Linked DNA regions of Mus musculus: all the other regions are linked to region 2. A link is a loop called in an ENCODE intact Hi-C map of the cell type or tissue named here. Cell type or tissue: heart. All regions are shown on one strand. Each heading gives the region's core, and the rest is flanking DNA. Links, peaks and the distances in the headings are about the cores only. Region 1 overlaps Dlg3 (discs large MAGUK scaffold protein 3). Region 2 has its middle 8.2 kb from the start of Gm31385. Region 3 holds the start of Foxo4 (forkhead box O4).

Region 1 (10,070 bases), core at 1,284-9,283, 550 kb before region 2:
CCTCCTATAGTCCAAAGAGTACCTGGAGATACAAGTTCTATATCCTAACTCCCAGTGTGCTTTTGGCACACCCCACAACCACTCTGGGCCTTAGTGTCCTCAATTGTCATGTGAAAGTGGTATATGTTGTCTTTCTATATCTGACATTGTGGGACTCTATGATCCCAAAGTCAGGGGGAACTGTTGTTCAGAAATGGAGAGGTTCCCTCACCAGGCTTCCTATGGATGTTGGGTGTGGTACAGTTTGCCCACCATGCTCCATCTCTGCCATCCCCCTTAGGCCAGCCCTGCACCCCTCCTAGTGAACCCCGAGGCCCTGGAGCCCAGCCTATCGGTGAGTGCACCACTGGTTGGCTCAGTCTCAGACAGTTGATCTGGGCTAAACAAGCAACTGGTTTTGGACTGATATGGTTGGATACAAGGGGAGGGATGTGCTCGCTCAGGGTCAGCCTGTCCCCATCTGTGATCTAGAGATGCCTTGTCGTGTGCTTGGGATCTTTGTGGGAGTGGGGAAGGAGTAAACTGATGAGAGGGCAGATGAGTAGGTGGGCAGAAGACACTGAAGGAAGTGCTACTGTCTTCTTTTAGGTGAATGGCAGTGATGGCATGTTCAAGTATGAGGAGATAGTACTGGAACGGGTAAGTTTTCCAGGAGGGAGATTGGGAAACAGGGGGCAAAGTTTACATCCAGGAGAGGGGAGGGCCTAGAGCAGCATTTCAAGACTCACGGGGGAGCCTATACTGAGGGTATGAGGAAACAGGGCCTTCAGAAGCCACATCACTGCAGCTACCAATCAACTCACAAATATTGATCTTGTTGACTGAGGCCTGGAAACTTGGGGTGGGGGTTGGTTTGCTGAGGCCTCTCCACCAAAATGGTGAACATAGACTGAGAAACTGCTAGGTTTCTGATGAATGTGCCCCACCCTTCCCTTGGAATCTGGAGAACCGACTCTGGGATATGGAAGGAGATGGAACCCTCCTGTGTGCTCTCAGAATGAAATGACTGTGCCCTTCCACCCCCTTTCAGGGCAACTCTGGCCTTGGCTTCAGTATCGCAGGTGGCATCGACAACCCTCATGTCCCTGATGACCCTGGCATCTTTATTACCAAGATCATTCCTGGTGGAGCAGCTGCCATGGATGGGAGGCTGGGGTGAGATGGCCTGGAAGCAGGGCTGTGGGTGGAAGGGACAGGATGGAGATGAGGGACAAGGATGACCCTTCCATTATATTGGAGAAGAAGAGGGAAAGGAGGAAGGGAGAGCCGAGGAGAGGGAAGATACAGGCGACAATAGAGGGGCGGCACACACTGTCATGCCTCTTGGGCTTTCCCTACAGGGTGAATGACTGTGTGCTACGGGTGAATGAGGTGGACGTGTCCGAGGTGGTGCACAGCCGGGCCGTGGAGGCACTGAAGGAGGCAGGCCCTGTGGTGCGGTTGGTGGTGCGGAGGCGACAGCCCCCACCTGAGACTATCATGGAGGTCAACCTGCTCAAAGGGCCAAAAGGTGGGGCCCTCCTGGTTCCCGTGCTCTAGCAACCCACCCCCAGCCCCTGGGTTCATGGCCGCCCCATAGGTGAATGGAAGGGAGGGGTTTTTCTCCTGGCATGATTACTCCAGTCCCAGATCCTAGCCTTCTTTCTTGACCTCCGATTTCAATCCTTACTGACCTTGGGATGATAGGATGGTGAAGCTTTTGGAGAGGGCAGAGGGAGGGGATTGGCTTCAAAATGGATGAACCGTGCTAACTTCTCCCTGTGGCTCTCTCCCACTTCCTGCTGGCTGCCATTTAGGCCTAGGTTTCAGCATTGCTGGGGGCATTGGCAACCAGCACATCCCAGGAGACAACAGCATCTATATCACCAAGATCATTGAAGGAGGAGCTGCTCAGAAGGATGGACGCCTACAGATTGGGGACCGGCTGCTTGCGGTGAGATAGCCTTCAAGGGGATGCCCAAACAGTAGGGTAGGGAGGATCAGCTCTGGTAAACCGTCTCACTCCATCAAAACCTCACCTCAGGATAAGGCATTTTGGCAATTTCAAGATCACCTGAGTTGGTCTTACTCAGCTAACAAGGCCCTAGTTTTTTCCCATGGTGGGGCCAACCATGCTTATATATTATCCCTTTAACCCTACCCGACTGGTACCTGTTAGTATGCTGAAAGACCACTCCTTTGAGTGCCCCGGAGAAGTTTTCCCTTCTAAGACCCACCCTAGGGTGTCTCCTCTTCTAGGTGAACAATACCAATCTGCAGGATGTGAGGCATGAGGAAGCTGTGGCCTCACTCAAGAACACATCAGACATGGTCTATCTGAAGGTGGCCAAGCCAGGCAGCATCCACCTCAACGATATGTATGCTCCCCCTGACTATGCCAGCAGTACGTACTCATTGCTCTTTGGCCCTGGTTTCAGTGGAGACGGTGTCTGGCCCCTTTGTTCAGAAAGAACTAGTACTGATGGTATTGTCATAACTGAGTTCAGGTGCCAGCCTTGTGCTTTGGAGTTGGGTGCCCTTGGACAAGACCTTTTCACAACTTTAGTTTTTCTCTTTAGTCCAAATAAGCTAATGGTGTGTGTGTGTGTGTGTGTGTGTGTGTGTGTGTGTGTGTGTGTGTGTATCGCCTTCCTCATAGGACTGGTGCAAGGATTGAGTGAGATCATGGATGAGAAAGCCTTTGGAAAACTATTAGGCTTCAGAGATGTAAGGGATTATTATTATTATTAATCACACCTCTAGTCATGCCTTTCTTTGTAGACTGCTTTGACTTCAGCTCTTTCTAAGACTCACAGGAGTAAGCCTAGGGTTTAGAAAGGGACAGAGGAGGAGGAACCCTGGGGTGAGGGTGGGTAGTGGGTAGAGCAGGGAGCAGTGGCCTAGGGAATCGGCATTCCTTGGTCCTTTTTGTACCTGAGGTAGGATGTAAGGAAAAATCCTTTGAGGGGGTTGGGAAAAAATTCTATAGTGGAACATCTCTGGACACCTCTCTCTCTCTCTCTCTCTCTCTCTCTCTCTCTCTCTCTCTCTCTCTCTCCACCTCAGCTTTCACTGCCTTGGCTGACAATCACATAAGCCATAATTCCAGCCTGGGTTATCTTGGGGCAGTGGAGAGCAAGGTCACCTACCCTGCTCCACCTCAGGTGCCCCCTACTCGTTACTCTCCTATTCCCAGACACATGCTGGCTGAGGAAGACTTTACCAGGTAAGACACTCTCCTGTTCTTTCAACCTAGAGGGGGTGAGAATAAATTTTCTGGCTGTTGACAGGCCTTCTTGTAGTATGGCAAAAGGGCAAGGCCCTCATCATCCCCAGCAGTAAGATCTGGGGCCCTTCTCTGTGAGGCCTTCGGACTTCAGAAACAGAGGTGGCTGCAAGGACGATTACCGCCGTCAGGGGGAGTGCCAAGCAAGTGGCCCAGATCCGAAAATGCAGATCCGGGGTGGGGTGAAGCGTCTAGGGGGCTGAGGAAGTGGGGGCAGCGGGGGTCTTCCTGCCCTGCGACAGTATCAATCCTCTCTTCGGCAGCCATCCATAGTCGCTGAAGAAGGCCTTTTAGCTGACGGGGTTGGCGGGAGTCAGAGAGGCCTCCAAGCCAGCCCGGGACCGCAGGAGGAAGGGTTCCGCCCCATGGTGGTGGCGGCGGGCCGGGGCCGTTGAACTGGTCAGGCCGGCCGGCCAGGGTTGCAGGGGGACAGGTTTGCAGGGTGGGGCCTAGGTGGCTGCTGGGCCAGCAGTGGTGGAGACAGAAGAGTAGGCTGACCCGGGGAGAACCAGAGGAGCCATGGAGACGGCTCGCAAGTTCTCAGGCTCAAGCTTGGCCCTGGGTTTGGGCTCGGCCTCTGCTTCAGCCTGGAGGAGGGCTTCGCAGAGGTGGGCCTGGCCGCTCCGTTCCCTGCGGCCTGGAGGGGATGCCAGGTAGGAAGCATCAACCCCAAGACTCGGAACTGCAAGAAAGGAAGAGGCTCACTTGAGACCTGGGCTTTCTCTCAGGAAAGATGCTTGTACCAAATGAAGATGGCAGGATGGGACAGTGTGCTGGGGAGTCGGGCTAGTTGTATGGATATCCATATGCAGATAATTTCCACTTACCGGGTGGCACTGTGTGTGTGTGTGTGTATATATATATATATGTATATATATATATATATATATATATATATATATATATATATATATATATATATATTCTCCTCTCTTAAGTTTAACCTATTTTGGGACCTGGGATTTCCTCATCCTCATCTATTTCTTCTTCCACACCACCATTGGTCAGTGGAGGCTGCCATGTTGGGGGAAGGTAGAAAGGGACATATAGTTGAGAGTAGCTTTTGGATGGTCAGGGAGATCAACCCAGGGTGACTCCACTGCCCTTACCAGGTTTCTCTTTCAGTCCAGGGCCTTTCACAGAGCTGACTAGAACAGAAGACTCAGGGAAGAAAATGAGGGAGTGGGCTGTGAAGTTTGGGCTCCAGAGTTCTGGATGACGTTTTTGTGGACCTGAGAGTGCTGAGGAATGCCCATTGGGAAATTGACTAGGAGACTTTACGAAGGAGGGACAAGGAACTGAAACTTGGCACCTGGCATAAAAGAGCAGCCAAGCAAGTTTCAGGAGTCAAAGGGGAAGCACAGGGCATCACATTAGAGAAGCCCTTTAGAGTCTTGACTTCCTACAGCAAGTATGGGTTCTGTGCCGGCCTGGTCCTCACAGCATCAACAGTTCCTATCATCCTTTCCTGACTGCCCACTCCACCTTTTCTTATCTTCTTTTATTTCTCTCCAGAGAGCCCCGCAAGATCATCCTGCACAAAGGTTCTACAGGCCTGGGCTTCAACATTGTAGGAGGAGAAGATGGAGAAGGCATTTTTGTTTCCTTCATCCTGGCGGGAGGCCCAGCAGACCTAAGTGGGGAGTTGCGAAGGGGAGACCGGATCTTATCGGTGAGACAAAGTCCGGGTGGGAGGATGGGTAAAAGGGAGGAGGGGAGTCCCTGTGTCCACCAAAAAGTGTTTCTTGGGACGGAGGGAAGGGCTGAGACCTGAAGAAAATGTAAATTGTTTTTATAAATATCTTTAGGGAAAAGAGAACAAGACTAGACTTATGCTGGAGGAAGAAATGAATGTCTTTAGATCTTAACTTTGATTGGCATTTGACTCCCACAAAAATAATTATTACCCCAGAGGTATTGTATCCTTTAGGCCTAATTTGTGGGGACAGGATGGAATTTGTGGAAGACCAATCCAAATAGGCTGAGAGATAGGCTGTACATCCTCTTTATAACTGCTATGGGGGCGGGGGGGACTCTCTCTCTCTCTCTTGCCTTTGAGGTAGCTCACAACTCCTCTCTTTGGACAGGTAAATGGAGTCAACCTGAGGAATGCTACCCACGAGCAAGCAGCGGCTGCTCTGAAACGGGCTGGCCAGTCAGTCACCATTGTGGCCCAGTATAGACCTGAAGGTAAGAGAAGGGAAGGTGGAGAAAGATGATGAGTTTCAACGTATGCTTAGCATTGACTTCTCCCACCGTCGGTAACAAAGCCATTTGACCAGGTTCGCGATATTCTGGTGCAGTAACCTCTTATTTCCTTTTCCCTCTAGACAGTGTGGTAGCTATGGTGGTTTGGGAGCATCAATCTAAGCAGTGCTAAGATCTTGCAGATGAGGAATGCAGTACTGCAGGAAGCCTGTAGTGGGCAGCAGCCCACGAGAAACACCACTAAGAGATTTTAGGGCAAATGGGAAAGACAGAGGGGGGAATTTAGGGCTCTGAGGCGGTCGTTGGGAATAGTGTGCCCTGGGAAAGAGTAACTCAGTTAGAAGAACTTCAGAGAGTAAGAAATCCGATTTCCTAAGAGATCATGGAGGTCCCACTTATTTCCCTTCATCAAAATAAGGTGATACTGAGCCCTTGGGATGGGGGATTCAGGAATAGAATCACACCCATATGGAGATCTTTGTATTCTCAGCTAGTAGGCCCTCCGCAGGGGCGAGTGGGCGGAGCCGGTTATGCAAACAAAGGTGTTTGATTGGCTCGGGCCAGCGGAGGCCCAGGTGAGGAGGTGAACTGTACGAAGGCGCGCCCCAGCCTGCCAGCCAGCTGGACAACCATTGGTGCGCCGAGCGCGGCCTCCAGCCGTACGCCCCGCCCTCTGACCCAGGCGGAGGGCGACGGGCGCCCCTCCTCCCCTCTCGCCTCTGGCGTCTCCTCCTCTATCCCCTCCCCCTCCTCCCCTTCTCCCCTCCTCCCGCGCGCCCCGCTTTGTGTCCGTGGTCTCCCGCGCGGGACAGAGGGACCGGCCGGAGCCGGCGCTTTCTCGACAACTAGACCTGGACTCCGACTGAGCGCCAGGTGAGGTGGGACGGACGGGGGCCAGGCCCCCTCGCAGTCCCCCCAGTCTCTCCACTGTTCTGTTCTCAGCCTCTTTTCCAACATTCCGCCCCATCTCTGTCCTCTTCCCTAAAACCTGCGCTGTACACCCCGAGGCCCCTTCTCCGCCACCTTGGCTTCCTCGACTGCTCTGCAAGGGGCTCTGCGCCCTCTGAACCTCGTCTAGCTTTTACCTCCGTGCCATCACTTCTTCTCACCCATCAACTGTTGCCCCTTTTCGTCCTAAAGCCTCAGTGCAGCCCACAGCCTCCTTCCTGCTGAGTCCCCAGCTGCCCTCGATCCCTCAGAGGAATTTTAAATCTCCCCCCCCCCCCATGCTCGTTTCTCTCCCTAACCCTAGGAACTCCAGCAACTAGTTTAGGATTTTTGTGTCCCCGGTCTTCTCAAGGCTTTCATTCTTTACCAGACATCTTTCGTCTCTCTTCCCTCTTGTAATCCTGGCCTTTGTCCCCTTAGGGCTGCAGTGCCTGGGTTCCTTGGACACCCAGGCCCTGCAGGCCTGTAAGCTCTGTGGAGGAGGAACCTGGTGCTAACAGGTGCTCTAGTAGTGCAAGAAGAACGGGAGAAGCTAGGATCCCTGTGACAAAGCTAAGAAGGCTCAAAAGCGACCACCTTTGTCCTTCCCGCCCCTCCCCCACGTTAGTTCCATGCCCTCCGAGCCCTAAGAGAAAGGGCCCTGTCACCTTTTCTACCAGGCTTGATGCAAGACAGGAGTGCAGGCAGGATAACTAATAGGAGAGCTTGTTGGTCTAAGATAATTGGAGAGAGAGATGCAAAAGGACACTTCAAATCATTTCTCTCCATGTTTGGCTTTCGGCTTCCTGACAGGGAATGCTCCTTAGGGATATTTTTTTTTTTTTATGAATCAGGCTTATGATGTTTGCTTCTGAAGAGAGGCTTCGCCACAGGATTTTTCTTAGCAACTAATATTTATCATTTTTTTTGCCCTCAATTTAAGAGTAGATTCTGCAAAGGAAATGGCTTCTCAATGCCTGTCTGCCTGTCTGCCTGTTCCCCCCCCCCACACTGCCGTGTGTGTGTGTGTGTGTGTGTGTGTGTGTGTGTGTAAGAGAAAATGGTTATTCTTTCTGATGCTGGGCACATGGAAACAATACTGAGAATTTGCCTGGTGGCAGTATGCTGGAAAACTGGTGACTAAATATTTCTATGACTTTGGTTTGGGGAATGCAACTGGTCTGCATAAAAAGCCGTGAGTGGCTAAAGTCATTCCTGCAGTGGTTCCTGCTCTCTCAGTGGAGTTTAGGATGCAGACTGAGATGCTGTCTGTGTCAGGTCTTTCTACTCCTTGTTGCTCAAGTCCGCCTTTCAGAAATTAGGTGAAGCACCGCGCTAAGCAGTGCCTCCCCAGTCTTATTTTTTCTTTGGTTTGCTCCATACAACAGAGCCACAATAAGCAAAGTTTTTCTTCATTTGAAAATGGACTTTTAGGTGCTGGTATAGATAGGCCATCAAACATTCTTCATTAAATCCATACTTCTCTTAAATTAAATCCTTGTATTTAAGAGTAAGGGTTACATGTGGATAATTGTACAAATACATTAACTATGGCTCTTTGGAGAATTGCATCCTGGTGGCCGTTTGCAAGGTTGAATAATCTAACTTATGTTCATGTGTTGGCAAAAGTGGCAGAGACTTCTGATGTTGTTGGCTAAGCAGCCGTTCATTATTTGGATTTTCTCATAGAATGTGAGCACGGGAGGGGGTCAGATCACACTGTGCATCCCTGCTGTGCAGACTGGAGCTACCCGGGAGAACTAGAACTCAACTGGCCTGAGGTCACTCAGGGAAAGTTGTGGAGGATAAGCAAACTATTTAATTTTGAGGTCCGCTGGGGACACATAGAGTGGTTCTAGCAATGGAGACCTAAGACTAGTTCAGAGTTGAAGGATAGAAGGGAAGAAATAAGAGCTAGGGAACTAGAGAGGGAATGGGGGAAAGAAAGCAGTGGATGGAAGGAGACTGCGGAGGCACCATTCCAGGGCCCCCTTTGACTACATCAGAGTTAGCATGAGAGCTTAAAAATAGCTTTGGCTAATTAGAACAGTCAGGATAAGAACTTTTTTTTTTCTGCCTTTTAAAATGTTTTAAATGAGATATAAGTCATAATAGCATTCACTTCCCACATGTAGGTCTATAGTTCAGTGACACAGAGTTGTGCCTGTGTTGCCGCAGATAAATTTAGAACATTTCATGATCCTCCATTCCTTGGAATACATAAAGAGGGACAAGCATTGGAAGTTGCTTCCCAGTTCTCTCCCTTGAGCATGCAGGCGGGGGGGGGGGGGGGGGGAGGGCTGGGTGGCAACTTAGACATGCTCCTAAAAAGAAATTTTTGGTATATGTGGCTTGCTTAGTGTGGATAATGAGGTATAGAAATTGGGTCTATCTATTGGAGCTTTACAGTGTGCCTAGCACAGGTGCTTTACGAAGTGTTTTCATGATGAAGTTTTGGAAATATTAAATAGAAATAGAAGCAGACTGTTTGGAAATGGGTCTTCTTTGTCACTGGCCCATGGAACTGCAGCAGGCAGGTAGAGATGGCCTTGGCGTTACAGCAGTTTGAGATCCACGCCTTCCCCTGCTTACTCCCTTCCAGCTTATCAACTGACCTAGTGTTTTTGTGGAAAGACCTTTTGTTTTTCAAGTGGAAACCTGATCTCTCAATCAATAATTGAGCCAGAAATGGATCATTTAAAGTAGCCCAACTGGGGACTGAGCCTTTGTGAAGTTTTGTTTTTGGTTTGGTTCAGTTTTAGTTTTGGGTTTTGTTCTTTTACTGGGATGTAAATCTACATAGGGTAGAAGTGTGCTAAGTGAGAGGATTCTCTTTCCATTTTAAGGTGCCCGATGGGCTCATCACAGAAACCCCTCCACATAAGCCCTGGAAGAGCTAGGAAATCAGGGCTGATATCATGAAGGTTCCAAAAGGTTATTTTTTTAAACAGCATTTCCCCACATTTAGGAATGAAAGATGTAAACATAGCTATCCTATCACTATGATCTCTCACGAGGGCAGAGATTAAACTGCATCAAGGCAAAAGAAAGTTTTGAAATTCCTGCATTCCTAAAGCAAGGCTCAGGCAAGGGGAAGATGAATCCTCAGAGTGAAAAGGTGGAAAGAACCTAAATGTCCATCGAACCTAGAATGGGTAAACAAAATACTCTAATTTAGACCGACTTTTTTGTTCTGCCATAAACAGAGTAAAAACTGGTTGTCACAACACAGCTTAACCTTGAAAACATTAAGTAAAAGAAAGCCAGGCACACCTTTAGTCCCACCAACAACTCCAGAGGCAGGCAGATCTTGGAATCCCAGGCCAGCCCAGCTTACATAGTGAGTTCCAGAACAGCCAGGGCTACATAGTAAGACCCTGTCTTAAAAACCAAACAAAGACAACACAAACAAAAAGAAACGAGACATATTAAATGATTTCATTTACATAAATTAGCCACAAGAGACAAATTAATGGAAGCGAAAGACCTAGGGCTCTAGTGAGGGGAGGAATGGGGGATTTTCTCTGTCTCTTTTTAATAGACAAAGACAGGGATAAGCTTTGGGAGAGTGATAGGGTTAAGATACTCGCTTCCTAATGCATCCCTCCCAGGTAGGGCTTGGATGCCATGCAATCTCTGGGCTTTTAACATACTTTGGGGGAGGGGTTCC
Region 2 (10,070 bases), core at 1,242-9,241:
GATGAGAAAAGGCGAATCTCACAGTTCCAAATTAATAAATGTGGAGCCATTGGTGGTAGTGGGGGTGGGGGGCACAAATAAATACAAGGCTCCTTAGGAATCACTCATAAAATGAAATAAAGATTCGTCGTCACTGTACAGAGCCACCTCACCCTCTTTGATGGAGAGACTGGGAAAGTCCTTGAAGAGAAGGCCATGACCACAGTTGTGTGGAATTAGACGAAGCATTCTTGGGAGAAGACAGAAAAGTTCACAATGAGTAATGGTAGATGTAGGGGCTCAAATGCAAAAAGATTCTGCTTTAGTCATTCGACAGATTGGAGTCCAAAATGTAACAGCCAAGTGTAAGGTGTGAGAGGTATTGTTCTTAAGAGTATATCCCTCAAAATAAAGGAGAGAAACATCCTGTGTGTGCTGTCTTGCACTCATTGGACAACACGTGGGATCCTCTGCTCAGTTAGAGGCTCTAGACTGCAGCAGAGATGACAACAAAAGGATGCTTAGAGGAGAGTGGTGGGAGTAGGGAGTGTGCGCCTGGAGAGATGTGCCCAGTGTGGGCAAATGACTATGGGATGGTGACAGAGAAAAACTGTAGGCTTTGTGTATTTGTTTTGGTTTGTTTTAGATGAGATATTACTATGTAGACCCAGCCAGCCTGGAATTTGCTATGTTGACCAGGCTGGCCTCTGCTTCCCGAGGGCTGGTTTGAAGCTGTTGTTTTGTTATGTATGACTGATTCCAAATGCTCCAAGATCTGATGGGTGGAGGTTGTAGGAAAACAGACTTGGATTCAGCATTAAAATGCTGCTCTCTTTTGCCTTTCTATAAAACCTTTATTTACTTACTTGTTTATTGCTCTTGTGAGATGCATTTTCTTTGCTTTTTTTAAGACAGGGTCTCATGGAGCCTGGGCTGGCCTCAAATTCACTGTGTAGCAGAATATGACTCCAAATTCTGACCCTCCTGCTTCCATCTCCTGAGTACTAGGACCACGGATGTGCACCCCCATGTGCAGATGCGACAGTGCTGGCAATGGACCCGAAAGCCTTATGTGCGCTAGATGAGCTCCATTCCCACCGAGCTCCGTCTGCAGCCCTGCTCTTCCTTTCTTCTTTATAAAGAAAAATTGTAATAAAAGTTTCAGCTTCTGATTGCAGCCTCTTAGAGTCTTTTGAAATTTATTACCAATAGTTTCAAAAGGGGAGACCAAAAAAAAAAAAAAAAAGAAAAAAAAAACCCAAATGCCCTAAGATCCCAACATGAGCACTTTGATGTATTAGTAGCACCCTGCAATTACAGCAGACTTGCCCAAAGGGCAGCAGTTCTCTATCAGCAGAGATAGCCAGGCCATGACTGGACAAGCACTCCATGGGGCTGATGCAAGGGTGGGTGGTGAAATGCCTGATTAAAGGGCTGACCAGATAACCTCTGGGCTAGCTGAGATCTGGTGATACTTGATCTGGAAAGTCTCATGATAAAGTATTCAGGAAAATATTTCTGGAGCAGAGGAGCAGGGTAGGCCAGAGACAGGGAGATTGGGGGCAGAGATAACAACTAGCTAAGAGGTGTCTGCTCTGAGGGCTACAGCTAGCTTTTATCTCTGTTCTCTTTATTTGAAATTCGAAATCACGCTTTCAGAGATATGGCCTCGCTAGCCTAGGCAGCTTACTGATCTTGCCCCTGCTTAAGTACTTCCAGTCTCAATCTCTCAAGGCCATTACAGACTGGATCTTCTCAAACTATTCTGAAGTCCCTTAGTGGAGTCCAAGTCTGTTTCCCATATTACCTTCCTTCTTCTCTTAACAACCCCTGTTTCTGCAGCAAAACAAGGTGACTCCTTCTGCAAACTGACCCCTGAACCAGCACACTCACTCTGTCCTTCCCGGCTCCAGGATAAACAGCCGGAACACAGTGCTTCCCCAGCCCTCTCACGTCTGCATTCTCTTTTGTTCCAGGTTGCGAATGCCTTTGTAATGTCCAGGTCCTAGCTCAGAACAATCCTCCACACTGGCCTACTATGCACAACAGAAGGCAGAGCTCCCTCCTCACCCTCAGCCCTTGTAGAGCTCAACTGATTAGCGTTTGAGGAGCTAATGCCCAGAACTAGTGAGCACAGAGTTACCTCCAACCCTTGAAAGCATGCATGAAGATGAATGGGAAATCATGTCTCTCTCCCGAGGGTTGAAGCGTCTGCATTTGATGAACTGGGTTCTGAAGATGTATATTTCATTTCATGGCAGCCCTTTGGGAGCTTTCTGACAGCATGGCATTGTGAGTGAGTGAGTGTGTGTGTGTGTGTGTGTGTGTGTGTGTGTGTGTGTGTGTGTTACTGGGGCTTGAACCTTGAATGCTAAGCAAGGGCATTCTACCTCTGAGGTACATCCCTTAGCCACCAATACCTCATCCAAGTCATTAGTTCTATGACGGGGCAGAGGTGCAGATGACTCAGTTGAGCACGGCTCTGAACAGAAAACCCAAGTTCAGTTCTCAGCACCCACATCAGCTGGCTCACAACTGCATACACAGACTCTCACACACAAATAAAACTAAAATAAAACTTTAAAAGGGGGTAGGGGCTAGAAATGTGGCTCATCAATTAAGAGCACTGGCTTCTCCAGAAGACCCAGGTCCAGAACCCAGTACCCACGTGACAGCTCGTGCTCGTCTGTAACTCTAGATACAGGGGACCTGATGACATAACAGAAGCGCACAGACCTACATGCACATAAAAAGAAAATAAATAAATGTTAATTAAAAATAAACAAAATTGGGATGGTGAGATGGCTCAGTGGGTAAGAGCACCCGACTGCTCTTCTGAAGGTCAGGAGTTCAAATCCCAGCAACCACATGGTGGCTCACAACCATCCGTAATGAGATCTGACTCCCTCTTCTGGTGTGTCTGAAGACAACTACAGTGTACTTACATATAATAAATAAATAAATCTTTAAAAAAAAAAGTTTAAAAAAAAATAAACAAAATTATCGGCACAACCAGCACATGGTGGCTCATGCTTCTAAACCTAGTACTTGGGAGGCTGAGGCAGGAAAGTCTTGAGTTCAAGGTCAGCATGGGTTACACAGTGAGATAAGATGCTACCCCCATCCCCAAATTAGATAATTTGATGATCCATTGACTACTTGTCCAGGCTGACTAGTTATAAATGCACATTCTTGCCTGCTTTACCCCATATCTTCCCCTTCATATGCACATCGATCATTTTAAATCAAAATAGGATTTCACTGAAGCACTCTTTGGAAATGGGGGCTCTCTGGATGAGCCCTCATGGTTTCAGACTCTAGGAAGGAGTTTCCAGACAAGAATGTAGACAGACAGTTGGAAGAACTAGAAAGGGGGTTAGAAAACCTGCCTTCAGTTCCACCTCTGCCTCCTCCCAGTTGTCTAACCCTGGACAAGTTGCTTAACCTGTCTGTTTGCTCATCTGTAAACTAGAGAAGATAAGACCTACCTCACAGGGCTGTCATGAGACTTAAATGAGAATGTATGTGGATGTGCTTGGTAAAGTGTAAGCACTATGCAAATATAACACTTTGTTCTGCTGATTCTGAGGATACCAGGGCCCAACTGTTTTCATATTAAAAAAAAAAAAAAAAAGACCTGGTCCTTGCCCTTGCTCATGCATGATTTTGTCGAGCAGATTCACTCATGAAATCATAAAGTACAAGAACAAGACACAGGGCATTCGTGTCACAGTCACTAAGAACAGGGAGGGAGGGTCCACCTAGGTGTTGTGACACATACCTGTAATCCCAGAGCTCAGGAAGTAAAGACTGGAGAATCCTGAGTTCAAGCCCAGTCTGGGCTACATGTCTTAGAACAAACAAAAATCAAAACAAGAAAGAACCCCTCCCCCCCCAAAAAAAATGTGTGGAGAGTCCATTAGACTCAGGGACAGCCCACCCCCCCAAAAAAAAATGGTTCCAGGCATAGAACTGTAGGAGTCAGAAATGTGACCACAGCGCTGGGAGCAGTTATGCCTGACAGGAAGGGGCAGTGGAGTGGGTCAGTCACATCCCAGTGATTTTAGACTGTGCCGCTCTCAGCATGCCCACGATGCGAGCCTTCTGCATTTCACTAGATGGGAAGGCAGAATCTGAGCAGAAGCTAGTTTGAGAACCTAGTTCTCATGTGTGAGTTTCTCTGACTGACTTCCTTGAAGGAAAAAAAAAACACTCTTCTAGGGGGTGAAGGCATCTATAAACACAACTAAAAGAACACCTTTGTTCTTTTTAAGAAATATTTTTAATTACTATTTTATTTGTGTCTCCATATGTGTACATCACTTTCCTGTGTGGTGGAACTGGAGTTACAGACCATGTGGTTGTTGGGAATGGAGCCCAGGTCTTCTGGAAGAGCACTCAATGCTCCTAACTGTTGAGCTACAATCTCCACCCTCCTTCTTTTTGCTTAAAAAATAAATCTGCTTTGACTTTGAATGAGAAATAACTGCCTTTTAAATTTTATTTATTTTTAATTTTTTCACACTCCAATTGTTACCGGACTCCCTGTCTGCCCTCCCACAGTTCCTCGTCCCATCTCCCCCACCCCTCTAAGAGAATGTCGTCCCCTCCCCAGCACCCCCACCCCCACCCCCACCCGCCCGCCCCTCCAGGCCTCTCCACTCCCTGGGGCCTCAAGTCTCTCAAGGGTTAGTCACATCCTTTCTGACTGAGGCCAAACCAGGCAGTTCTCAGCTGTATATGTGTCAGGGGCCTCAGAGCAGCTCGTGTATGCTGCCTGGTTCTCCAAGCCTTCTTTATCTGCAGCTGAGAAACACGTTTCTGGAAGGAGCAGGGACTATGACTGTATTTCAGGGAGCCTGATCAGCGTTCCAACAGTTGGACACAGAGATGGGTGAGAGATGAAGCTTCAGCTGGAAGTGGCTCCCTGAAGGATGATTGTCCATCACACCTGAAAAGGCTTCTTATTCTCCAGTTCCATGTAGGGAGCAAGGCGTAGGAAAATAGTTCAAGGGCTCTCAAGGTCCATTTTCCAAATGGCTTTTTCAGAACTACTGTTGGGATCTACTGCCACCTGGTGTCCAAGATAGGATAGAGCAGGCCCCTTTCCTGCCTTTCCAGCACTCAGCCTAGCTTTGTTCCCTAATGGGTCGCCAAGACAGATGCTGTTTGGGATATGTGGAAAGCAAAAGAAAGAGCGAGGGCAAGTACTGCTTTGAGTGTCGCAGATGCTCTTTTCTATGTTGTCAGGATTTCCATTTCTCCAGAGTGCCTCTGGGAATGTATCTTTTTCTGGAGCACTACAGGATTGGGTTTGCCACACCCTCTTCAAACTCTCCACTTATGCACTCTCTCATATGATGACTTGAGTGTCTGTAAATCTCTAAGCCAGACCCAGGAAATTGCCCGTAACCTTTACAGTGAGCAAAAGAGTCTGCTTTTCCATGAACTCAGGCTTAAGTGATGTTTTCCTCCTAAATGGCCTAGAGTTATACTTAGGATTCCTGTAGCCCCACTAAAAGGCTGAGAGATAAGCAGATGTTCCAGAAAAGTCCATTCCACAATGTGTTGTGAAACTAAACCTGGAGAAATTAGAGCCCAACTGCAGTCCCGGATACCCAAGAGGCTGAGGCAGGAAGATCACAAACTCAAGACCAGCTTGGATAACAAAGAAAGATCCTGTCTCAAATTTAAAACAAAAGCCACTGACTGTTCTGGTGAATCCTCACAGTGTGATAATAGAGAACACACAGGAGTAATAGCTTGAATGGCAATGACCGAGTTGAGCATTGCAAGACTGAGTTAAGGAAGATGGTACTCTTTCCACCACAGTCTCCAATCCTAGGGATTCTTCAACCTTGTTTCTGTCATAACCCATCCCAGGCTTAGACTTGAAGGCTCTTCTGTTTGTTTATAAATTCTGGAACAGCTCTCAGTTTATACTCTAAACTAAAGAAGGCAGTTCTCAACCTTCCAAAAGCTGCAACTCTTTAATGCAGTTCCTCATATTATGGTGACCCTCAACCACAGACTTATTTTTGTTACTATTTCATAGCTGTAATTTTGCTACTGAATTGTAATGTAAATATCTGCGTTTTCTGATGGTCTTAGGCAACCTCTGTGAAATGGCTGTTTGATCCCACAAAGGGGTCAAGACCCACAGGTTAAGGACTGCAGATATTGATGAGATTATTGATGGAGAGGGTACATAATTGCAGAGGGAAATGAAAATAGCAGAAAGAACAAAAAAGAGAGAGAGAGAGAGCCATCTTTACGGTGTTTTGATTCCTAGAAAGCTGCTTTTTTATTTGCATAGGCTCCAACTCTTCCCTGGTTCCCACAAAACGGGGGTCCATGAGTAAAGGCCCTTTAACCATACTCGCCAAGATGTGGACAAGTCCCTTTTTATCTTTCAGTTAAGATACTTTTCAAGCCTGGTGTGGTGGCACATACCTTAAATCCCATCACTCAGGAGGCTGAGACAGGCTGCTCTCTGTGAGAGGCCAACCTGGTTTACAAAGTGAATTCCAGGACATTGAGAGCTGTGCAATAAAGAAAACCATGTCTCAAAAAATGTTTCTTTTGGTTTTTCAAGACAGGCTTTCTCTGTGTAGCCCTAGCTGTCCTAGAACCCTCTGTAGACCATGCTGGCTTGGAACTCAAGAGATCCACCTGCTTCTGCCCCCACCCCTCAGTACTGGGATTAAAGGCGTACGCAGGCGCAGCTCAAAAAGACCCCCCCTTCCCTTTTGAGATAGGGTATCTCCATATTGCCCAGGGTTTCCTGGAAATATGTGGACCAGACTAGCCTCAAACTCACCAAGATCCTCCTGCCTCAGCTTCCTGAGTGCCGAGATTAAAGGTATGGGCTACCAAGCTTGGCAAGGGAACAAGAAAACTTCCCAAGTAATGTTTGTGGGTCACCTCATAAACAACAACACATTTTACACAGATTGACATATTTTATCTTGTAAATTGTAAAGTTTTAAGATTTCTGATCCTGAATTTACATTGAACCTATTCAAGGAACTTAATCAAATCAACTTTTCCAAACTAGAGAGGGCTCAGGCATTGGACCTCACTCACTACCTGGAGCTAAGCCTGGCATGGACCTTTAGGGATTAAGAGTGGTGGGCAGTGAGCAGGGTGTGGTGGCGCACGCCTTTGATCCCAGCACTTGGGAGGCAGAGGCAGGAGAATTTCTGAGTTCGAGGCCAGCCTGGTCTACAGAGTGAGTTCCAGGACAGCCAGGGCTACACGGAGAAACATTGTCTCGAAAAACCAAAAAAAAAAAGGTGGTGGGCAGAATCGGCCTCCCTTCCTGGTCTCCCAAGCCTGTCAAGACCCGGGTGGGTGCTTTTATTTTGTCAAGTGCTGCCCTCCTGTAGTTCCTCCAACCACTCTAGCCCAGGCTTCGTCCACCCCTTTTCAGGCTTGCAGAGGGGGAAAAAAGCCCAGGGAAGACCCCGCCCTTTCCCAGAGCTGTACGATGTGTTTAGAATATGGCTGATAACTAAGACAAATGTGCTTGCGAACTGGAAAAAAAACAACTTGGAATCCTGACAGCTTTCTGAAAATCCGGCCCCATGATGGCCGTCCCTACTCTTTCTTAGCTAGTCTTTCGTTTTAGTGCTCAAAAGTGGCCATGTGACCTTGACGGCAAACGCCATCTTCCTGCCAGGGGGCCCTGCGCGCGTCCGTAGCCTTGGCCGCCGCCAGCGCCCAAGCTTTTCGGATCTCAGCAGCTTTAGACCGCCTCCCAAGACCCCTTTTCCGGTCTGCGAGGCCTGAGAGACTCTCAGATCATTGGTGGAGAAAGTATGATTGACACCATCCCTGTCTAATGACTGGCTACCTCTTTTCCCGGCTCTGATGACTAGTTCCGCTTCCTTTCCCCGAGTCTTTTTGATGACTCATCCCTCTGTCTGCGCTGCGCAAAGTGGCCTTTCCCGGCCCCGCCCCTGCTGCCCGCCACCCTCCGCCCCCGCCAAAGAGAAGGAGCTTCGGGAATTTTATCTGAAGGCGCGCGCGCGCCCGCGCGCCCCCCTTCTCCGCCCCGCCCCCCGCCGCCGCCGCCAGCGTGCGCGCGTGCGTGTGTGTGTGCGTGTGCCTGTATGTGTGTGTGTGTGTGTGTGTGCCTATGTGTGTGTGTGTGCCTATGTGTGTGTGTGTGTGTGTGTGTACTTGAAGCTAAAACACTTATTTCCGCACAGGAAGGAGTCTCATTTCCATATAAGGAGCTTAACCCCTCACTGTCCTTTGAGGTTTCTGTCTTACTTGTTGGAGGCCGGGGAAGGAAAAATGATTGGGAGGGGGACTGCCTCGGCTTCCACTTCAGCCCCAGATCACAGGGGGCTGCCTTTGCTCCAGCTGCCAGCCACTCTGAGGGAGGAGCCTGGAAAGGTGGAGTTAGGTGGAGGCTTTCGGATCATTCTGTAGGTCTCTGGGGACATACGTGTCAATCATATAGGACAACCTTAACAAAGATTGTAATCCTAAAGAGGAATCCAGCCTTCGGTAGATAATGGAGAAAACAGAGAGCCCAGGCAGAGCGAAGAAGCTGCTGGATTCAGATGAAAGGATGGATGTCTACCTGAGCCAGGGGCCCTATGTCATCCATGCTCCTGCGTGCCCTTACAGCATGTTTTCCCCGACTGGGTTAAATGAAGCCAGAAGCTGTGTAAAGGGAGCTGGCTACACTTGTCTCCTTTAGGCTGCTTCCTGTAGTCTCGTTTTGCTTCTTCATGCTCAGACATCACTTCTCCGCCAAGTTTCTTATCCCACAGGTAAAGCTGCCTGAAAGTAGCAGTGTAGCCTAGGGTTTCATAGGCTCTGTGTGCAGTAAACACCCATAAGCCTGAGTATTGCATCAAAGAATGGAGATTTCCGAACCACATACACTGAGGTGTGGTGGTTAGGAGGGGGCTGAGTTTTTATCTTCCATCTCTAGTTCTCCCTGTAGAGGTCCCCTGGCTGAATCCCACCCACCGTTCATTTGCATTGTCCAGGCTCGACCCTCTACCTTCTGCATGGAATAGCCAAGGAACAGGAAAGAGGCAACATGTGTTTTGCCCATGCTGGGGTAAAGGGTCAGTGCAGACACAAATCCTCCTTGGCTTTTGTTTCCGATTTTGACCATTTCAAGAATCAGCACACGAATGGTGGAAATTTAGACTTTTCCCATTGCGCTGATAGGCTGTGTGATCCTCTGCCGGGATGCTGGGCTGTGGTATAATCCCCCTGGCAACTGGAATATTCTACTAGGAGACGTGTACCCTTGCCTAATGCTATCAACTGCTTCCAGTTTCTCCTCTTTATTATAAAGCGTTTCTCCACTCACTGCCTTGCCTTTGTTAATTTACCCACGGTACCTGCTCTGATGGTCAAAGACAACCAGGGCTGAGTGACACTGAAGATGTAGAAGGTTAACACATGATGGATAAGAGAATGGGGAGCAGGCAAGTGTGAAAAACAGGCAGTCACAATGTTTTATACTGTCCACATATCTGGGAGTAGCGCTAGTGGGGAGGGGCGGTAATCACAGTAAGTATAATGATTGTGGTACTTGTCAGTCTTAGATGTTTCTAGGCAGATTGGGAACTGCAAGGCCATTGGCTTTCAACTGTAAGAATTCCTAGAGGATGTTGCATTTGTTTTAAATATTTACTAATTTGTGTGTATGCTCACATGCATGCGTGTGTGTATGTGTGTGTGTGTGCGTGCATGCATGCCATTGCACAGATGTGGAGGTCAGAGGACACCTTTAGAGAGTTCGAGTTCTTTCCTTTTACCATGAGTCTCTAAGGGAAAGAACGAAAGTTGTCAGGCTTGGTGAAAAGTGCCTTTAGATACTGAGCCTACTTGTTTTCCAAGATGTGATATTTAAGAAATAGCCCAACAGAAGCTGGAAGGTGGGTTGTTAATTAAAAGCACAATCTTGCCAGGCATGGTGGCGCACGCCTTTAATCCCAGCACTTGGGAGGCAGAGGCAGGTGGATTTCTCTGATGCCCTCTTCTGGCCTCTTCAGGTACTGCATGCACATGGTACACAGGCATACATGCAAGCAAAACACCAATTCACACAAAAATTT
Region 3 (10,070 bases), core at 1,149-9,148, 76 kb before region 2:
CCACGAGATATGGTGCCCCTTTCTAATCTCTGCAGGCACCAAGCACGAATATAGTACACATACATATGTGCAGGCAAAAACTCACACATAAAGTAAAATTAATCGAGACTTTTTTTTTAACAAAAGAGAAAGAAAATAGGGAAAGAAAGAAGAAAAGCAGGGAGAAATAGTAATAGATTTAGCTTATTTAGTTGTGTATATTAAGTTAGATGATTTGTGTAATGCTCTTAGCAAAGGCTTAATACTTAACAAAATCCAGTAAATAGTACTCATTAATATTCATGTTGTCATTATTCAACTAGTTCTTAACATGACACGGATGACATCTTTCCCTGTAGTTACTAACCAAAATCCTATAAAAACTCTAAGTGAGGTTCATGTGTTTTTTCAGAGCTGAGTAGGGTAGCAAAGACATGGAAAAATGTCTGTCTTCATCCAAATTAATAGAGCAAGTTTGGCAGCAGGCTTAGGGGTGGCACCCAAGTAGAAGAGTGGGTGGTGGCAGCAGTAACAGAGGGCAAGACAGCCAAATACCTATGACCTTCAAGAGAGAGAGAATGTAGCAAATGGGACATTTGAGAACATGGACTATAGGACAAAAGCCTTTGACTCCTAGGCCCTGCTATGTCTGCTCATCCTTTAAAATGGCCTATTGTTGGTCCTCTTTCCTTCCCAACACCTCTTCTGTTTTCCACTGCCACTTTGCTAACTCCATTTGACATGTGTGTGTGTGTGTGTGTGTGTGTGTGTGTGTGTGTGTGTGTGTGTGCGCGCGCGCGCGTGTATGTATGTGTTTGGTTGGTTGGCTTGGCTTGATTTAGTTTGGTTCTGTGCACAGTCTCCCTATATAGCCCTGGTGGGTCTAGAGCTAGCTATACAGACCAGCTTAGCCTTAAACTTGCAATGAGTGATCCTTTGGTTTCTTCTTCCTAAACACTGAGGTTTCAGACATATGCCAATATGTCTGGCTTGACTAACATTTTTTCTAACATTCCCACAGCAATGAGATAAGTTACCCTAACCTTTTAGCTTCAAAATTATGGTGGTGTTTTTTTTTTTAAAGTCATCCCACTAATCCTGGTCCTACAGCATATAGTGTATATAATACATATAATATAACATATATTGTATAATGTGTGTATGTGATATATGCATCTATACATATATACATATACACACATATGCATATATGTATATACATATATATCCAAGGTTATGCCAGGCATGGTGGTGTATGCGGTTAATCCAAGAACTTGGGAAGTAGAAGCAGGTAGATCTCCATGAGCTTCAGACCAGCCAGGAGCACATAGTTATACCCTTTCTTTAAAAAAAAAAGGGGGGGGGCTGGTGAGATGGTTCAGTGGGTAAGAGCACCCGACTGCTTTTCTGAAGGTCCGAAGTTCAAATCCCAGCAACCACATGGTGGCTCACAACCACCCGTAATGAGATCTGATGACCTCTTCTGATGTGTCTAAAGACAGTTACAGTGTACTTACATATAATAAATAAATAAATAAATAAATAAGGATATACTTTCATCTTGTGATAGCTTAACAAAGTTCTGTTGATTAATGGGAGAGTTTACAGTTTGATGAGGGTGACAATAATACTTCCATAAAATAAAAGGTCGCATAACTACAAGAATAAACACAAGAATATAAACCAAGTTCATAGAGGTTCAGGGGGTACAAAATAATAAAGTCATCTGTCAAGTTGGGCTAGTTGAAGAGAGTTTCTGTGAGCACTCAAGTTTTGGCATTTGAATTGGAGATTTAAGGGGGTGATGAACGTGAATTAGTAGAGAGGTGGACCTTTTCAAACAAATAGACAAAAGGCAACAACGGAAGACATAACTCAAACCAGGACAAATTCCTACGCCACCCTACCATTTTCACATCTCAGCAACTCTACATGATCTGACACCACACCTGTTTCAATTGAAGTAGAGCTCTCTGCAATGTAATGGCCACTAGACTTTTTTTTTTTTTTTTTTTTTTTTTTTTTTTGGTTTTTGGTTTTTGGTTTTTCGAGACAGGATTTCTCTGTGTAGCCCTGGCTGTGTCCTGGAACTCACTCTGTAGACCAGGCTGGCCTCTGCTTGTCTCTGCCTCCCAAGTGCAGATTTAATCTCAAGGTAGGATTAAAGGCATGCGCCACTACTGCCTGGCCACACTAGACTTTCTTGGCCATCGAATTTGCTCTATTCATGAAGCACTTATGAATGACTACAGGAGGAAGGAATTTACGCAGAAGGTATTTACAGGCATCATGAGCAAGTATTTCCCATCTCCTTATTCTAGATCCCATGTAGGAATATAGGGCCTTCTATATACCACCAAAATTTTCCACAGGTAGGGGACAAACCCATGTTGGAGAAGGACAAAAGAATATGGAGGGGCTAGGGAGATAGCTCAGTGCTAGCAGTACACGCATGAGGACCTGAGTCAAATACCTAGCATTCACATAAAAACAGGGCTTACAGTATGTATCGATGGCTTTGAGAAGGAGGCAGAGACAAGAGAGGCTTGCTGGCCAGCCAGGCCAGCTGAATCAGTTAGCTCTGGTTTAAAAAATAAGGCAGAGAGTGAGTGATAGAGAAGGCCTCTGGCCTTCACACAGAGCTATACACAAATGTATACACAAATTCACATGCACACATACACACACACTGAATATATACACAATACTTTTTTAAGAATATGGAAAATCAACAGGGTTTCTCATACCATGAGCAGACTAACATCACTTTGAAGGCCCAGTGTATGAAGATGGAGAGGGGAAAGGGGAGGAAAATATACCCATTAACAATTCAAATGGTAAACAACTTAAATGACAGTCACTCTAGAACCTTACTAGGTAGCAGAAAAATTGCAATATGACCAGGCAAAGAAATATGTATTTATCTAAAATTTGTTAAATGTCTAAGTTTAATAGGCAATTCTTGATCCCATTTATTCACTCCTTTGACCAACATATACTGTGACCCAGAGCTGAGGTCACAGATACCTGAAACTTATTTCTGCCCCCAGGGGCTCATAGCTTATTGTAAGGGACAGACGACCAAACAAATATGACTTGCAGCTCTATGACATGAGCTTGCCAGAGGTGATTTAAAATGCACAACGGGGACGACGTGCTGGACCTGAGGAAAACATGGGGTAATGGATGGGATTTTTCCCCGAAATGGAGACCTGAGGGAATAAATGATAAGAGCAATGAGTTAGAGGCAGGAAGACGAGACTATCAAGGTCATCCTGTGTTGCACAATGAATTTGAGGCCAGCCTGGCCTACGTGAGACCCTATCACACACACAGACACACACATCCAAAAAGTATGCATGGCTGGAGAGATGGCTCAGCAGTTAAGAGCACATATTGCTCTTACAGAGGACCTCAGTTACATTTCCAGCACCTAAGCACGTAGCTCACTATTTGCCTGTAACTCCTGCTCCAGGGGATCATGGCCTCTGGCCTTCCTTCTCAGGTACTTACAGTCATGCACTCACGTCCACATATGTCCACATAATTAAAAATTAAAAATCAAAAGAACGGATGGTGGTGGCACAGGCCTTTAATTTCAGCATTCGGAAGGCAGAGGCAGGTAGCTCTCTAGAAGATGGAGGCCAACCTGATCTACATAGTGAGTTTCAGAACAGCTGAGGCTATACACAGAAACTCTGTCTAGCAAAACTAGACAGGGATTGGGGGGAAGAAGATTTCTGTTAAACAACTAAACAACAACAATAAAAAGACAGAAAGAGGATGCAAAGGGAAAGTTATTATAAGGTGGAAGCATTTCTAGAAAATAGGGGGAAACTACAGCTGGTTCAAACTTAGTGTGCTTAGTTGAAAGATGGGGCAGGAAAAGTGTAACTTGAACCTGAAGAGCTTTCCTAGAGTTTGAACATTACAGTACTTTGGATTTTTAGGCCCACCTGTTTCCTTGTGTAAATCACTTGATCTCTGAGATCATCTGTATTTTCATCTATAAAACAGATATAATAGTGGTTAACCATACCTTGCATGGTTAAGTGAGCTGTAAGTGAGCTAATTTTGATATGCTGGTTTGAATAAGAATGCCCCCCATAGGCCCACTAGGAAATGGCTTTATTTGAAAGGATTAGAAGGATTAGAAGCCGGTGCACTGTTGAAGAACTTAAACCCAGTCATAATGTCTCCATTTAGAATTTGGAAGTAGCAAGTTACAGAAGTGGAAAGGTGACCATCAGTGTGGCTGAGAAGGTTAGGTAGACCCAGAACAGCCTCTAACCAAATTCAGAGCTTAAGAGTAGGGATCGGGGATTTAGCTCAGTGGTATAGCACTTGCCTAACAAGGGCTAAGGCCCTGGAGTCGGTCCTCAGCTCCAGAAAAAAGACAAAATAACAGAGGTTAAAGGTAGCTAGAGGGTGGAGGTATAGGTGCAGAAAGAGATTAAAAAAAAAAAAAGTTCAGTTGGAGACATGTTGAATGAGAAGCCATTGAAGATCAGAACAAGGAGAAGATCAGTATTTCAGAGGCCTGCATAGCTGACAGAGGAAACTAGCAAGACTGTCTGTGAAATGTACATAGAAAATGGAGAGAGTGCACCATAACCAATGAACACTGTTTGTTGTTACACAAGCTTCCCTCTCAACTCCCCAAGTGAGTGTGTCTTATTTTCTAATCAGATCCCTACTTGTTGATACTCTTTCTGCTTCTTATAAGGGCAATACATTTTCACTTTGCTTTCTTAGTGAAGGATGGGAAAATCTAGCGTCTTTCAAAACGATCTTTTGGGCGACCCCGAAACTCGAGGAAGTGGGTGAAAAGGGAAGGAATGAGGAAAAATATTTTTAAGAAAAGAAAAAGAGTCCGGGACGACCTCTAATCATTAAAGTTCCACCTCCCCACATCCTGCCACGCGCCGCTCTCCTGCGGCCGATATCGGACTCCTGATCGCAAGGTAGGACGGGAGATGTAGTCTTCGAGAACGACCAGGGTGGCACGATTCGAGAACTCAGTTTCCCAAGTGGCTCCTGAGGCGCGTGCGCAGATGGCTGCCCCAGCGAGTGGTAAACAGAGACGTCTGGCGGGGGCTGCTGCTTGGAGCAAAACAAAAGGGAAACCCGGGGGGCGGGGGGTGGGGGGGTCCGATAGGGGATTCAGTTCTGGAGTTGGGGAGGCTGGGGCCGCAAGAACCTTGACCCTCTCAAGAGTGACCTGGAGGGAAGAGGCGAGGGGAGGGAGAGCCAGGGGAGGGACAAGTGACGCCCGGGAGCGGGGCGTGGGGGAGGGCAGCGATCCGGGTGGAGGAAATTTGGGAGGAGTGTCCGGGGGGCAGCAACTTGAAAGGGGGAGGGAACTTCGCTGAGGAGACGTTCGGTGATGGGAGCGCAATGTATGAGGGGATACGGTGCCTCAGGTTTAAAAGAGCAGGAAGCTGAGTGAGAGGGTGCAGAAAGTGCCTTCGCTAGGCGGAGGTTACAGGTGGTGCCTCAGAGCGCTACTCTGAGGCTGCAGCCCGGACTCCGGAGGGGATCGGAGAACGGAGTGAAAGGGACAGTTTAGGAGCTAGAGTCCGGAGACGAGGGAGAAGTTCGTGACTTTCTGAGAACTGGAAAGAATGTGTTTCCCCCCTTGGGGGAGGCATGGTGAGGGACTGTGGCAGGCTCCACTGATCGCTGAGCTGCAGAGGTTCGACCCCACGTATGGATCCAGAGAATAAGAAGTCAGCCACAGGGGCTGCCGCGATCCTAGACCTCGATCCCGACTTCGAACCCCAGAGCCGTCCGCGATCCTGCACCTGGCCCCTTCCTCGACCAGACCTCGCTACGGAGCCACACGAACCGTCCGAGGTGGAGCCCAGTCTGGGACAGAAGGTACCCACGGAGGGACACTCCGAACCGATCCTGTTGCCCTCTCGGCTCCCAGAGCCGGCAGGGGGCCCCCAGCCGGGAATCCTGGGGGCTGTAACAGGTCCTCGGAAGGGAGGCTCCCGCCGGAATGCCTGGGGAAATCAGTCATATGCAGAACTCATCAGCCAGGCCATTGAAAGCGCCCCGGAGAAGCGGCTGACACTCGCCCAGATCTACGAATGGATGGTCCGCACGGTGCCCTACTTCAAGGACAAGGGTGACAGCAACAGCTCGGCAGGATGGAAGGTAAGTATGACTCCCTTACCTTCACGCCATCCACCCTTGGACCCCTCTAGTTACTCTCACTCCGGGGCCCCCCATTACCGCCTTTCCACCCCTTTGGAAAGCCCAAAGATCCACCTTTAATCTTCAGTTAGACAGGCATTTACTTAGTACATAGTATATACCACACTCTGAGCAGCTTGAAGCAGGAGGATCGGAGATGAATAAGACACTGTCCCTGCTCTGAGGAAAATCGAATTCTCTACTCGCTACTCAGCACTTTGGCTTGAGCTGCTCCAAACATTTATTCCCACAGAGAAGTCTTTATCCTATGTACAGCAGGAACTGTGTGGATTCTCCACCGGCACCTAGCCTTCCCTCCTCCCTCCCCTCCCACCCAACACCTTTTGGCCCATTCCTGCGGGATTACTCGGATTCCCTGCTCGCCTCCCAATACCTCAGTGAACAGAACTGTTCTACGATTGCTCTGCCCAAGAGGGAGTGGGCGGTGAAGGGGGGCAAAGTGGTTGGTATCCATGGGGAAAGGTAGCGACCTTGTGCACTAAGGAAAGAGGCCCGCAAGCTGCTATCTGCCTCAGTTTACCTTCTCCTGACGAAAATCCTTCCTTGTAAGGCGCTCTCCAAACTCACGGGGAAAGTCTTTGTTCAGGAATACTACTCATGGAGAAAGGAGGTATCATATAGCTTTGACTTTCGAGTCCAAGTTGGTCCTTGGTCTTTCTTGAAGAAACTGGGAAGATCTCAAACGGTAACTCTGAAAACTTCGCCAGAGAAATACGGACTCTAATCACAAAACTAAGGAGGGTTCAGCCCGTATCCATGCCTTGTATCTCTCTCTGTAGGTGGTTTGTGTTAGTGTACCAAGTACAGCGGACAGAATGGACCTTCACGTAGACGTTAGAGTGAGGGAGCAGATCTACAATGTGCGGAGGGGCCAGACTGAACAGAAGATGGGACAGCTGACCGAGACCCTTGGCGCTATTTCTGGGTAGACTGCCATGCCACAATCTGAAGCTCACAAAGAGCTTCCCTCCTTGGACGCAGCCTGCACAGCTGTTTTTCTTTTCCCTTAAGTTGATTTTCCAGGGTAGAATGACCACGAGTGCTTGTTACACTGGGAGTAGTCCCTTCTTATGACTTACACGTAACACGGCCTTTAGAGTTTATGAAGTCTTTTTTTTTTTCCTCCCCTTTTGATTCTAGGAACTGAACCCAGGGCCGCATGGTTGCCACTAAGCTAAATCCATAACCGGTGAAATCTAAGAATTTTTTTTTCATTTAGTTAGTCCGCCTTGGCAGTTCGGAGTCCACATTTTGCATCTGAGGAAATGAAGGCCCAGGGAGGTTAGGTAATGAGTCTACCCTCAAGATGAGGACTTGAGGACAAGCTTTGCTACAGACCCTGCTTCTCTGAGGAAAGCGTGGTTTGCTTTCATTGCCAAACCTAGTCAAAAGGGGGCCACAAGCTCCCAGAGTGTCCCCCCTCCCCACGCAGGAAGCTTAATACTTCCCTGGTGTTGTGCCAGGGTCACTCCCACCCCACCAGGGGGCGGCACTCACTTGAACAAGAAAGCTTAAGTTAGGTGACTTTGTGAACAGTTTATCTGCACACATACATGTGCGCGCGCGCGCGCGCGCACCTGCGCACCTGGAAACTGACCTCTGCCACTTGCTTGTACCGAGGCCTCCTGGAGAGGGGTCATAGGTGGAAGTGTAGCTCAGTAGTGAATTCCTTTCACAAAATATGTCTCTGAGCTTGACCCGCTGCAGCCGCCGTGTGCATGTGCTCACACTCGCGAGTGCGCGTGTTCGCACATGCGCACACAGAGACCCCCACCCCACCTCACCCCTACACACACACACCACATTTACTTCACTAGACCCAGAATTAGAGAAAAAGAAGGGAGGAAATCACAGAGCTAGAAGACACAACTGTGCTCCGTTACTAAGAGCCAGGGGTGATTGGATCTGCACAGAGTCAAGGAAGTCTTGCTAAAGGAACTGGCACAAGAGGCTGCTCAAGCCATGCTCTTCAAGAAAAGGGTCACCTTTTTTTTTTTTTTAACCAGTGAGCTAGAAGTGGTTTCCCGCTGTCTCAAGCCTGTTTCTTAGGGGCTCCTAGCATGTCTGAACTTCCTCCTGAATTTATTTCTAAACTAAAGAGCTCCATGCGGGAGGGGAGGTCAAATGACCTTTAAGGTAGAGCAATTATGCTCAAATTCTTAGAAGACTTCCAAGGAGAAAAACTGGGAAGGAGCGGGTGTGTGTGTGGGGGGGGTGCGGGTGCGGGCAGGACTGATGGAGGTACATCAGACACCATAGACCAACCAGTAAAAATAAAAATAAGTACCGCCAGAAAGAGGCTCAGGAAGTATCAACGTCCATCTTGCACCCTGGGCTACTAGGGGGCAAAGGATATATTAATGTGCATGTCAACAGTAAAAGAAGAATGAATAACAGGACCCAGTACCCAAGGCACTGGAGTTGGCAGAACCTCAAGGGAAGCCTTACTATACATCTAGGGCCTACCTACCAGTTGGACATATAGGGGACAGTTGCACATAATCTCACCCAGTCTATATGGCATTTATGGTTTCATGTATGCTCTTGCTGTCCTGGAACTCACTATATAGTCCAGGCTGGCCTCAAACTCAACAGAAATTCCCCCTGCCTCCCAGGTATTAGATTTCAAGGCCCAGTGTGGGATCTATTGGGGGAGAGAATGCTCTTGAGCCTGGCAACTCTGTGTACAGTCCCTTGTCTCCCACCTCACTCTACCTCTCCTTCCTGGCTTTGACAGGTGATGCTCCTGTTGTGTTCCAGCCTCTCCTTAGATTAGACTGCTGCCCACCACCCTCCGCTATACATATCTCACGCCCCTTTTCTACTATCTCTCTCCCATCCAGAACTCCATCCGTCACAACCTGTCCTTGCACAGCAAGTTCATCAAGGTTCACAACGAGGCCACTGGCAAGAGCTCTTGGTGGATGCTGAACCCCGATGGCGGCAAGGGTGGCAAGGCACCCCGCCGCAGGGCTGCCTCCATGGATAGCAGCAGCAAGCTGCTCCGGGGCCGCAGCAAAGGCCCCAAGAAGAAGCCGTCTGTCCTGCCAGCTCCACCGGAAGGTGCCACGCCAAGGAGCCCTCTGGGCCACTTTGCCAAGTGGTCAAGCAGCCCTTGTCCTCGAAATCGAGAAGAAGCTGATGTGTGGACCACTTTCCGTCCACGAAGCAGTTCAAATGCTAGCACCGTCAGCACCCGGCTGTCGCCAATGAGGCCGGAGTCTGAAGTGCTAGCAGAAGAGGAAATGCCAGCCTCGGCCAGCAGCTATGCAGGGGGGGTCCCTCCCACGCTCAGTGAAGATCTAGAGCTACTGGATGGGCTCAATCTCGCATCTCCCCATTCCTTGCTCTCTAGGAGCGGTCTCTCCGGCTTCTCTTTGCAGCATCCTGGGCTTGCTGGCCCCTTACATAGCTATGGTGCCTCCCTCTTTGGCCCAATAGATGGGTCTTTGTCAGCAGGAGAAGGGTGCTTCTCAAGTTCCCAGTCTCTAGAGGCTCTGCTCACCTCTGATACACCACCACCTCCTGCTGATGTCCTCATGACCCAGGTAGATCCTATCCTGTCTCAGGCTCCTACACTTCTGTTACTGGGAGGAATGCCTTCCTCTAGCAAGCTGGGCACAGGAGTCAGCCTGTGTCCTACGCCGCTAGAGGGTCCTGGTCCCAGCAACCTGGTCCCCAACCTTTCTGTGATGGCACCACCCCCAGTCATGGCAGGCGCTCCCATCCCTAAGGTCCTGGGAACCCCTGTGCTCGCATCTCCTACTGAAGATTCCAGCCATGACAGAATGCCTCAGGATCTGGATCTTGATATGTATATGGAGAACCTGGAGTGCGACATGGATAACATCATCAGTGACCTCATGGAT

What was found. A loop is a pair of places that touch in the nucleus more often than their neighbours do. Peaks named below come from ENCODE experiments on the same cell type or tissue, not always from the same donor. Only the 100,000 strongest peaks of a DNase experiment are listed, where the experiment ranks them.
Region 1: it touches region 2 in a loop (3-fold over the local background); 4 of 42 quality-filtered maps call a loop at or near these places.
Region 3: a loop joins it to region 2, with 4 times the contacts of the local background. A loop is called at or near these places in 6 of 42 quality-filtered maps.

The regions. Positions count from the first base shown.
Region 1 is chrX:100,771,027-100,781,096 of GRCm38, forward strand. It overlaps Dlg3 (discs large MAGUK scaffold protein 3), which reads left to right. Exons shown (of 21, transcript NM_016747.4): 2 at 281-334; 3 at 589-639; 4 at 1,031-1,155; 5 at 1,341-1,510; 6 at 1,797-1,933; 7 at 2,239-2,383; 8 at 3,046-3,205; 9 at 4,781-4,937; 10 at 5,353-5,455. Among named protein-coding and RNA genes, the nearest start is that of Dlg3, 8.3 kb to the left of the region's middle. In heart, for the core only: CTCF peaks have their summits at 3,398, 3,609 and 5,682; DNase peaks (open chromatin) are centred at 3,425 and 6,105; H3K4me3 peaks cover 4,004 bases; H3K27ac peaks cover 1,792 bases.
Region 2 is chrX:101,324,808-101,334,877 of GRCm38, forward strand. No RefSeq gene overlaps it. Among named protein-coding and RNA genes, the nearest start is that of Gm31385, 8.2 kb to the right of the region's middle. In heart, for the core only: a CTCF peak has its summit at 5,065 (motif pointing left); a DNase peak (open chromatin) is centred at 7,764; H3K4me3 peaks cover 1,502 bases; H3K27ac peaks cover 2,604 bases.
Region 3 is chrX:101,249,133-101,259,202 of GRCm38, forward strand. It overlaps Foxo4 (forkhead box O4), which reads left to right and starts at 5,396. Exons shown (of 3, transcript NM_018789.2): 1 at 5,396-6,141; 2 at 9,045-10,070. The coding sequence starts at 5,689. In heart, for the core only: a CTCF peak has its summit at 7,681 (motif pointing right); DNase peaks (open chromatin) are centred at 5,009 and 5,879; H3K4me3 peaks cover 2,928 bases; H3K27ac peaks cover 2,868 bases; H3K27me3 peaks cover 87 bases.